Linked DNA regions of Homo sapiens: all the other regions are linked to region 3. A link is a contact called in ENCODE Hi-C or POLR2A ChIA-PET data. All regions are on one chromosome and are shown on one strand. The core of a region is the stretch at or near the end of the contact, and the rest is flanking DNA. Distances in the headings are between cores, read along the strand shown. Region 1 has its middle 57 kb from the start of CABLES1. Region 2 overlaps RBBP8 (RB binding protein 8, endonuclease). Region 3 overlaps SLC35D4 (solute carrier family 35 member D4).

Region 1 (3,024 bases), core at 140-2,639, 280 kb before region 3:
GAAGGCAGTGTTTCCAGGACACAGACAGGTATGCTTTGTGCACATGTGCTTCCCACTCCAGAAAGCAAGCCTGGCGTCCATGATCTTATGGTGTGTGGAGGGGATATCAACAAACTGGCTGCTCAGGAGCAGGGACCATTCCCAGCCTGGCATGTGTGTAAGTGAGAAAAGCAGGGGGCACCAGAGTCACAGGTTAAAAAAGTGGTTCAGCTTCCTGGAGCACTACTCTTCTGAAACAGAACGTAAATATTTGCATGCATTTTTTCAGACAAAATACACTACTTCAAAGAACTTTCTGGCATGCCATATTCCATCTCTAGCTGGGCCTCCAGTTCCGCAGGGACTGTATACTCTGTTCTGCCAAGGAGGGCTCTGGGGGAAGAGCTGGTGGTGCCCTGGAGTAGGAGAAAGATCACTGGACCAGGAGGCAGCGCGGGGAATGGCTGAGGTCTAGGTTCCATCCCCTCTGCTCCTCTAACCCCTTCTACTGTCACTAAAGGCACTATCTCAGCTCCTGCACTTAGCATGGCTTCCCTAAGTTACCCCAGCAGCCACCCAAGAAGGTGGCTAAGAAAGAAGCACTTCCTTCTTTCACGTAGAGTGATCTTTTGAAACCAAATTGACTCAGGCTAGAAACCTTCCATGAGTCCCTCTGGCTTCTGGAGTAAAGTCCCTGGCACAAGGCCCCTCACAGCCCAACTCCCAATGAAGGCTTTGCTATTCCACCACTCCCCATGCACCCCACATCCCTCAGCTCCCTCCCTGTTCTCCTCGCTTTTCCTGGTGCAGCTCCATCTGCCTTGTTCCCCAGTCCACTCCACCCAGGGAACCTTGGCTCACCCCTTGAGACCTCATTCATAGCCCTCCCGAGTAGGATGTGTTCCATCTCAACAAAGCAAGGTCCCCACGTTAACTGGCAGCCCTGGTTATCAGTGCGTGCTGACTGCAATTGTGTTTATTCCCTTTTCTTTTTCTTTTCCTTTTTTTTTTTTTGAGATGGAGTTTTACTCTTGTTGCCCAGGCTGGAGTGCAATGGCGTGATCTCGGCTCACCGCAATCTCCGCCTCCCGGGTTCAAGCGATTCTCCTGCCTCAGCCTCCCAAATAGTTGGGATTGCAGGCATGCACCACCATGCACGGCTAGTTTTGTATTTTTAGTAGAGATGGGGTTTCTCCATGTTGGTCAGGCTGGTCTCGAACTCCTGACCTCAGGTGATCCACCTGCCTTGGCCTCCCAAAGTGTTGGGATTACAGGCGTGAGCCACCACGCCTGGCCGTTATTCCCTTTTCTAGTTGGCAGAGAAAACCTCAAGAAGCTCTTTTGAAACTAAATCTCAGCAGATTTTTATTTCCAAACAGAATTAAAACAGGAAGTGAGAGTCAAAGTGTGCTCCACTGTGACAAAAGTCACATTAGGAAATCAAAGTGTCCTCATCTCTTAGGAAGCTCAGGTCTCCTTAGGGGCACAGTGAAATTCCCAGGCTTCCATCTGAGAGTCTATGGAAACTCACTTCAAGAGGTTCTCACTGGTGTTTGATTTTACTCCGAGGCAGGGCAAAATGTTTCATGGTTTTGAACGTGAAGAAAGTTCCTGCAGAGGCAAAGTCAGACAGGGTCAACTGCAGGGGCTGCAGAGAGCCAGGCTGGGGGCCAGCTAGAGTTAGAAGAGACTTCAGTGTTTCCTTCAATTAAAAAAAAAAAAAAAAGCCCTTTTGTAGAGGAAGTCCTGTGTCTCCAAGCAAGTTCTAACTTCACTAAAAAAAGCTTAGCTAAGCTCCGCCAACTGATTCGGTCTTTTTCCACAGAGAGGGAGAAGAGGGATGGCTGTTTTCTCTCAACTCCAGAGGAGAGTGAGTGAGGAATGAATTGTTTGTCTTCCACATAGCAAACCAAACTGGAGTCATTTTTACCCGAATGTATCAGTGGAAACCAAACTGGCGTCACTACAAAATTCCCAAGTCTCTTGCTGCTTCTGGGTTTATTCCTTGTTGTCAATGTTGTTTATTTTGTTCTTCCCACAAGTTGCAATGAATAATGTTGAATAAATGAATGAATAATGAATAATAAGAATGAATAATAAGTGAATGAATGAACACAAAACAGAAACTAACAAACTATCCAGGAAGCACAGAGATGTGTCATAGCCAGCAGAGAAAGGCTAAAAGACCTCAAGTTGTTTTCTGCCATTCTTACAAAGATGCTAATTATTATTATTATTATTTTTGAGATGGAGTCTTGACCCGTCACTCAGGCTAGAGTGCAGTGGGGCGATCTCGGCTCACTGCAAGCTCTGCCTCCCGGGTTCACGCCATTCTCCTACCTCGGCCTCCTGAGTAGCTGGGACTACAGGCACCCGCCACCACTCCTGGCTAATTTTTTGTATTTTTAGTAGAGACGGGGTTTCACCGTGTTAGCCAGGATGGTCTCGATCTCCTGACCTCGTGATCCACCTACCTCGGCCTCCCAGAGTGCTAGGATTACAGGCGTGAGCCACCACAACCGGCCGATGCTAATATTTTATCCGAACTCTACTTACAGCTCAAATTTTCGTTTTGTCATTCATCATTTATCTATTCATCTGGTACTTACTGAGTTGTTATATGTGAGGCATTGCATTAAAAGTCACCCAGGCTGGGTGCAGTGGCTCACGCCTGTAATCCCAGTATTTTGTGAGGCCAAGGCAGGAGGATCACGAGATCAGGAGATCGAGACCATCCTGGCTAACACAGTGAAACTCCATCTCTACTGAAAATACAAAAAATTAGCTGGGCGTGGTGGCGGGTGCCTGTAGTCCCAGCTACTCGGGAGGCTGAAGCAGGAGAATGGCGTGAACCCGGGAAGTGGAGCTTGCAGTGAGCCGAGATGGTGCCACTGCACTCCAGCCTGGGTGACAGAGTAATACTCCATCTCAAAAATAAAAAGAAAAAAGTAATCAGATATATAAAAAAACTTGGAATAAACAAAAAAAAATTACTGGTGTCTCCAGTGGAAAACAATGTGTTGCTTAGAGCACACTGTTCTAGAT
Region 2 (3,245 bases), core at 302-2,801, 380 kb before region 3:
AATTACAGGAAAGAGTAATCATATAGATGAGCTTAAGGCATGTATGTTTATTTAGGACATGCTTAGTCAAAAGAGTATAGGAGATGATCTGATTGTGTCTTTTATTCTCTTCTGAAATATAAGATAGTTGTGATTCTCATGAACCAACTTCTTCTGTAGCTTGGTCGCAAAGAAATTGCATTTTGCTCAGCAGTTTTGTTTTGTTTTGTTTTGTTTTTAAAAAAGCAAGTATCATCTTGTAAAGGCAACCTAATTTTCTCTGATCACCTAAACCACTGTCATATTATGCTATTTGTGCCTGAAATTTCCCTGAACTTTAGAAGAAAATATTATTTGACTTCTGCTTGTTAAATGCAGTAACTCTAACTCTTCTGAGCTAGTTTTGATGTTACAAGATGGCTTATATGATAGGGCAGTTATTAGTGACACCAAAATTATTCAGTAAAATTTTGCCACTATAAAGTTAAAAATGTGTATAAAGCTAGGTATTGAGGTCATCATTCTTTTCGTTTTAGAAAATAGATGTGATGGGTCAGTGAAAGTCAAGGGAGTCTATACACGTAAGAGTTCAAAGGACTGTAGAACTCATTGCATTCAACCCTCTTCTAAATTGAATTCCTTATACAGCTTCTTTAACAAATAGCTATTGTTTGAACACGTCTAGTAGAAGTTTACTGTTTCCCAAGCCTATTTAAATTTAGTGAGACAAAATTATTAGAAAATTCTAAGTTTATAGAAATTACACTGCTTATAAGTTATATTTCTTGATTATGACTGCCTTCCAGGACCATCTTAAGCAAGTCTCTTCTCCTGTGCTACTTGACGACTCTTTTGATACATGAAGACAGCTATCATGGCCCTCCTGAGTCTTGTTTTCTCTAGAGTAAATATCCTCTGTTCATTAACTGTGGCATTAAATATCCTCTGTTCATTCATGTGGCATTACTTCAACTCTTCAAACTGTGAATTTTTAAAAATGTTTTAGTTCGTCAATATCTGAATTAAGAAATCAATATTCTAGGTATAGCCTGATCAGTGGAGCAGTACTGCCACCTCCCCTACAATGGCTATAATGTTACTTCGTTAAGTTTAAATTATGTTTTAACTGGAAATGTAAGTTCTTCAGAGTAGAAAAGGAAAAAAGCTGAATATTTAAAACTTTTTTACAGACTCATGAAGGGAAACCCCAGATCCATAATTATAGGTCTTTAGGGAAGAAACCAACTAAAACAGTTTTGACAGGAGTTTAAGAGGGAGCAGAGGTCCATAAATCAAACAGCTCAAGCCATCAGAAGGAAAAGTGAAAGGAGGACAAGTGTGCATAATTAATTTAACCAAAAGCTGTGACGTGAACTCTTTCTCTCAGAAAATCAGTGAGACTAGTGTTTTAAAGGATGAACTTGGTTAACATATGGAGTTTTGTTTTTTCCTTTTATGACAAAGGAAGACAAAGCCAGCACTCATTTACTTAGTTTGGGCACCTCTAGTTAGAGCTAGTTTTGTTTGTTTTTTTGTTTTTTCCTTTTGTGATCCCAGCTTCTTCCACATTGACTCTGCCAGGAAATCAATTGCTTCTCGTGACTCATTCATGTTTCAGGTGGAATTTTTATGACTAATAGGCAAGCAGGCTGTGACGTGATTAGTTAAAGCTAGGTCAGATAGATTTCACACTCCATTAATTTATAAGCCTTTCTCATATGACTTTAACTTACTGTTTTTCCAGAATAAGAAAATTACAGGAAGAGATTAAAAAATTAGATATCAGATCTATTGCACAGAATGGTGACTTAATAATGATTGTATATTTCAGAACTGCCAAGTAGATTTTAAATGTTTTTACTACAAAAAAAAGATAAGTGTGTGAAGTGATAGATGTTAATTAGCTTGATTTAATCATTCTACACTGTAAACATGTATCAAAACATTTTGTTGAACCCAGTAAGTAGATACAATTATTATTTGTCAATTAAAAATAAAATTTGGCTGGGCACAGTGGCTCATGCCTGTAGTCTCAGCACTTTGGGAGGCCAAGGTGGGCAGATCACTTGAGGTGAGGAGTTTGAGACAGCCTGGGCAACATGGTAAAACCCTGTCTCCATTAAAAATACAAAAACTAGCCAGGTATGGTTGCACGCGCAGCTGTAGTCCCAGCTACTCGGGAGGCTGAGACACAAGAATCACTTGAACCTGGCAGAGGTTGCAGTGCGCTGAGATCGCACCACTGCACTCCAGCCTGGGCAACAGAAGGAGACTCCGTCTCAAAAACATAAAATAAAATTTTAAATAATTTTATGTTTATTTTATTTTATGTTTATGTTTATTTTATTTAAAATTTAAAAAATTTTAAATAATTAGACATTAGCTCTAAAGATTGTTCCTTGGTATAAAATGTAGGATTAAAGCCTACAAATAATATTGGTATCATTCAGGAAATTAAAGTGTAAATCTTTTTTGGGAAAAATTAGTCTTTGTCTTCCAATTAATGTTTCTTAAAAATCTCTGTTGGTCATAGTTCATACAGTTCTCACTATATAAGCTTTTATTTGGAAATAGTATTGCAAGTTGATACGAGTCTAATAGGACAGACTGATTTGGTCATGTAAAGCCTAAATGTCTGACAGACTGGTAACAATTGGTTGGCAAATAAGGTCAGTAATGGTTTGACATGGGAAAGTCAATTAACTTTATTTTTACTCAACATTCACAATTCAATTCAAACCCAATCTTTCAGTTACAGTTGATCCTGAATTGAGTTGGGCAAGAACATATGCCTAGATCCACACAAATTTATTCTCTAGTGGAATCTGGGAATGTCTCCTATTCACTCAACAAATGTTTACGCCATACCTACTGTATGTCTACTGTGGTAGGCTCTTGTGATTCATCGGTTAACCAAAGATCCCATCCTCTTAGAACTTATATTCTAACAGGTGAGCAATAGATACAATAAATAAATTGCAGCTGGGCGCCGTGGTTCACGCCTATAATCTCAGCACTTTGGGAGGCCGAGACGGGTGGATCACTTGAGGTCAGGAGTTTGGGACCAGCCTGGCCAACGTGGTGAAACCCTGTCTCTACTAAAAATACAAAAATTAGCCAGGCATGGTGTTGCACGCTTGTAATCCCACCTACTCAGGAGGCTGAGGCACTAGAATCACTACAACCCAGGAGGCAGAGGTTGTAGTGAGCCGAGATTGGACCACTGCACTCCAGCCTGGGCAAAAGAGCAAGACTCAGACTCAAAA
Region 3 (3,400 bases), core at 560-3,059:
CTGCCCTGACATTTTTTTTTTCATTTTTATGTTTAATGACTGCAAGAACAGCACGGGGGCCAGACCAACTGTGCAAATTCATTTTAGTTTGAGGTCCAAAGGGTACATTTGTTTCTTGTGAAGTAAGTTCATTCTTTTAGTTCCACTTGGTGCAAGAGGAAATAATCACACATATTGGCTGCTTCCCTCTCTGGAATTTGAACTTGGTCACAAACAAGAAGTCAGGAGATTAAAAAAGCAGAAAGCCTTCCAAAAATGTCCGGAGAAAAGGAATTAAGCATTTCCACAGCAGATAGCTTGTCTTCCAAATCTGGAATTTCTGAACCCCTTGGAGAGCCTGGTCTTCCAGACCCCTGGGCCTTGGCCTGTCTCTCAGTTCTGGGGGCCTGGGGGAGAGGGCTGATTTTCCTAAGTATTGCTAGTATATTAAGTGTACAGTGGAACACACAGGCAGCATTTCCTTCACCACTACGCTATTAATCAAGGGTTTCAGATCAAAAGACATGATGGGCTCCTATGCTTTCTTGGAGACCCAAACGATCTCAAATGATTCAACTATCTATTGGTAAGGAAAGTTCTGAGTTCAATTTCTTTGGAGGGCTTTTTAAAATTATGACTGTTATTTTCTTTGTGTTGTTTCTGCGAGTGAGTGTGTGTTTAACTACAAGGAAGGGATTTCTTGGGATCTGGTTTTCATGAAGCCCAACAAGATTTCTTGTTCTCTTTCAGCCACGATTCCTCTGAATAGCTCTACTGTCAAACCGTGTTGGTAGAGGGAATTTGTAAATGACAACATCAGTTGTCATTTAGTGTGCGAAGAGCGTGGATATATTCTGAAGTCCCTTTCCCCATAGAAGTGATAGGCAAGGGTGCCCTGGGGACCCCAGACCTAGAGAGTGGCCAGAGCCCTCCATTCAGGCAAAGTGGAGGGAGAGTCTGTCCACGTCCATGGAGAATTCGTTCCGTCTCTTTGGCAGCTGTGTGCTCTTGGCCCTTTCCCAGTTTCCTTCTCAGTGTGAGAGGAACTGCAGCGCAGCCAATGTGATAATGAGGAACGGCGGAGAGGGAGACGAATGAAACTTAGGACCTTGAGTCCTCTCAGGCTTCACCCCTCTCAGCACCCAGTCTTTCATCAGAAATGCTCCAGCAGGGTGAACGGGACTCATGGCGCGTGGCAGCTTTTACAGCCCAGCCCAGGCTTTGGAGGGGGTCTAAAGAGCAGAAGTGTGGTCAGAGGAAGACTAGGAGGGAGGAAAAGAAAGAAAGAAAAAAAAACACAGTCCTCGGGAAATCATAACCCCCACCCAAATCCTGAAAACTGACCCCATAATGAGAGAGAGAAAATAAGAATAGCTAGCCCTTACCTTTGAGCCATTTCTAAAACCATCACACATTGGTTTCTCACACACCACTTAGCTGACTTCACACCTGTCCCTCCTCCTCCTAGAATTAGCGAGTCCTTGAGAGTGGGGATGCTATTTTCCTCACCCCTGCACCCACTGTGTGTCAGCACCATAACCAATATACCCAGCACACAGCAAGCACTACCAAACCAAGAGTATTGGAAAGACCTGATCATCTCTTGCCTTCCCTAGAGCTAATGTTCTAGTTTCCAGCTGGCTCTGTGGTCCTCAATTTCAAGCTGACCTCAAATATTCCCCTTCGATGCCTTCCACCTGGCTTCTCTTTTGCTAAAGTAGTACTCCTAAGCAGAGAGGGTGCACGGCAACCCAGGAACAGCAAATGTTAGTGACTGTGCTATAAATACCCCCGGAAGAGGTTGCAGCGTGTGGCTGGCTGGCCCCAGCCACATGCAAACTCGATCCAGGAGTCTGCTGCAAAACAACACTCCTGCACCATCTAGTGCTGAACTACACGGCTTAAGCACAAATCAAGTGGCTAAAGAGTTTGTAAACAAGGCTGGGCGCGGTGGCTGACGCCTGTAATCCCAGCACTTTGGGAGGCTGAGGTGGGTGAATCACGAGGTCAGGAGTTCAAGACCAGCCTGGCTAAGATGGTGAAACCCCATCTCTACTAAAAATACAAAAATTAGCTGGGCGTGGTGGCGGGTGCCTGTAATCCCAGCTACTCAGGAGGCTGAGGCAGAGAATTGCTTGAATCTGGGAGGCAGAGGTTGCAGTAAGCCGAGATTGTCCCACTGCACTCCAGCCTGGGCGACAGAGTGAGACTCCATCTCAAAAAAAAAAAAAAAAAGAGTTGTAAACATGTTTTGCTACAGCAACACGCGGCTTATGCAATGGAGTCCGAGTTAGGCCCTCACTGTTGTGTTCTGCAGTTACAATTCTGCTGACTCTGAGTGAGCGAGTGAATCCCATCTTTCTAAAGATTACAAAGCATGAAATTGCCATGGTGAAAAGTGTGACACAATATTACCACATTCGAGACTAACTGATATTTGAACGTGAAGAAAATTTCCTCTCATGTTCTCGCCCTCAAAACTGGCAGGAAAACAGGAGGTCGGTTCCAAGCAGTAATTAGTGCTGCTTGCTCTGTCTCACACATGAGCCACAGACACACCAGGTAACAAGGTTGTTTCTGGGTCAGATTCCTGAGTCTCCCTGCTCCTCTTGTTCCGTGAAATTCTCTAGAGCTCTCTTGAACACCACAGCTAAGGGGCCCCATACAAATAGGAAGTATAAACTCTTTAACAGGGGAAATTTCCTCTACTATACTTAAAAGAGTGCAAGGGGGAAAGGTGATCCTCTTCTCAAGGAAGGTTCTGAGATTCTCGGAGCAAACTCTGTGGTGGGGCCCATGCTGAGGGCATGAAGAACTGTCTGCCTGAGTCCCACCACCGCTGCCAGCGCACTCCAAAGGTGCACCTGCAAGAGAGCTCCTCCTTCCAATCACTCAGGAGTGAGTGAGGAGGGAAGCTCAGTCAAAAGCACTATCCAGAAGCCCTCACACACCCTCTAGAAGAGTTAAAATAGGACTGACAATGTTAAATGCTGGTAAGGATGTGGAGCAACTGGAACTCTCACATACTGCTGGGTGGGAGTGGAAAATGGTACAAACACTTTGGAAAACATCCTTTCTTAGAAAGTGAAACATACATCTACTCTAAGACCCAGTAATCCTATTCTGAAATGTTCATCCAAGAGACGTGAAAACATAAGTCACAAAAAGGCTGGTATGAGAATGTTCAGAGCAGCCTCAAGCTGGGAACAGCCCAGGTGAGCATCAACAGGTAAATGGATAAACAAACGTGGTATATGCATACAATGGAACCCTACCAGCAACAAAAAGGAACAAACTCATGATATACGCAACAACATGAATGAATCTCTAAACATTGTGCTTCATGAGCCAGACACAAAAAGTACTGATGATTCCATTTATAACAGCTTGAGAATAGACAGAACTTATCTATGGTAACAGA

What was found. Hi-C counts contacts between places; a loop is a spot of excess contacts on that map. ChIA-PET counts read pairs that join two places held with the same protein, here RNA polymerase II (POLR2A). Pooled maps may share reads with other maps.
Region 1: a map of naive thymus-derived CD4-positive, alpha-beta T cell shows a loop between it and region 3 (19-fold over the local background). The contact joins two enhancer-like sites. A Hi-C loop is called at or near these places in 2 of 168 maps with a recorded cell type or tissue (both naive thymus-derived CD4-positive, alpha-beta T cell), 23 of 37 single-sample maps with no recorded cell type and 12 of 50 pooled maps. POLR2A ChIA-PET finds 5 or more read pairs at or near these places in 5 of 52 experiments (AG04450, GM10248, activated B cell and 1 more).
Region 2: a pooled map shows a loop between it and region 3 (2.0-fold over the local background). The contact joins two enhancer-like sites. A Hi-C loop is called at or near these places in 3 of 50 pooled maps. POLR2A ChIA-PET finds 5 or more read pairs at or near these places in 2 of 52 experiments (HepG2 and activated T-cell).

The regions. Positions count from the first base shown.
Region 1 is chr18:23,077,407-23,080,430 of GRCh38, forward strand. No RefSeq gene overlaps it. Among named protein-coding and RNA genes, the nearest start is that of CABLES1, 57 kb to the right of the region's middle. Within about 2 kb of position 1,390, at least 3 of the 41 ENCODE cell types and tissues checked have a DNase peak (open chromatin) inside an H3K27ac peak, as active enhancers do.
Region 2 is chr18:22,977,005-22,980,249 of GRCh38, forward strand. The region is part of intron 6 of RBBP8 (RB binding protein 8, endonuclease); the gene reads left to right. Among named protein-coding and RNA genes, the nearest start is that of RBBP8-AS1, 45 kb to the left of the region's middle. Within about 2 kb of position 1,552, at least 7 of the 41 ENCODE cell types and tissues checked have a DNase peak (open chromatin) inside an H3K27ac peak, as active enhancers do.
Region 3 is chr18:23,357,187-23,360,586 of GRCh38, forward strand. All of the region lies in intron 11 of SLC35D4 (solute carrier family 35 member D4), which reads right to left. Among named protein-coding and RNA genes, the nearest start is that of SLC35D4, 79 kb to the right of the region's middle. RefSeq lists an enhancer at 1,566-1,685. Within about 2 kb of position 1,810, at least 24 of the 41 ENCODE cell types and tissues checked have a DNase peak (open chromatin) inside an H3K27ac peak, as active enhancers do.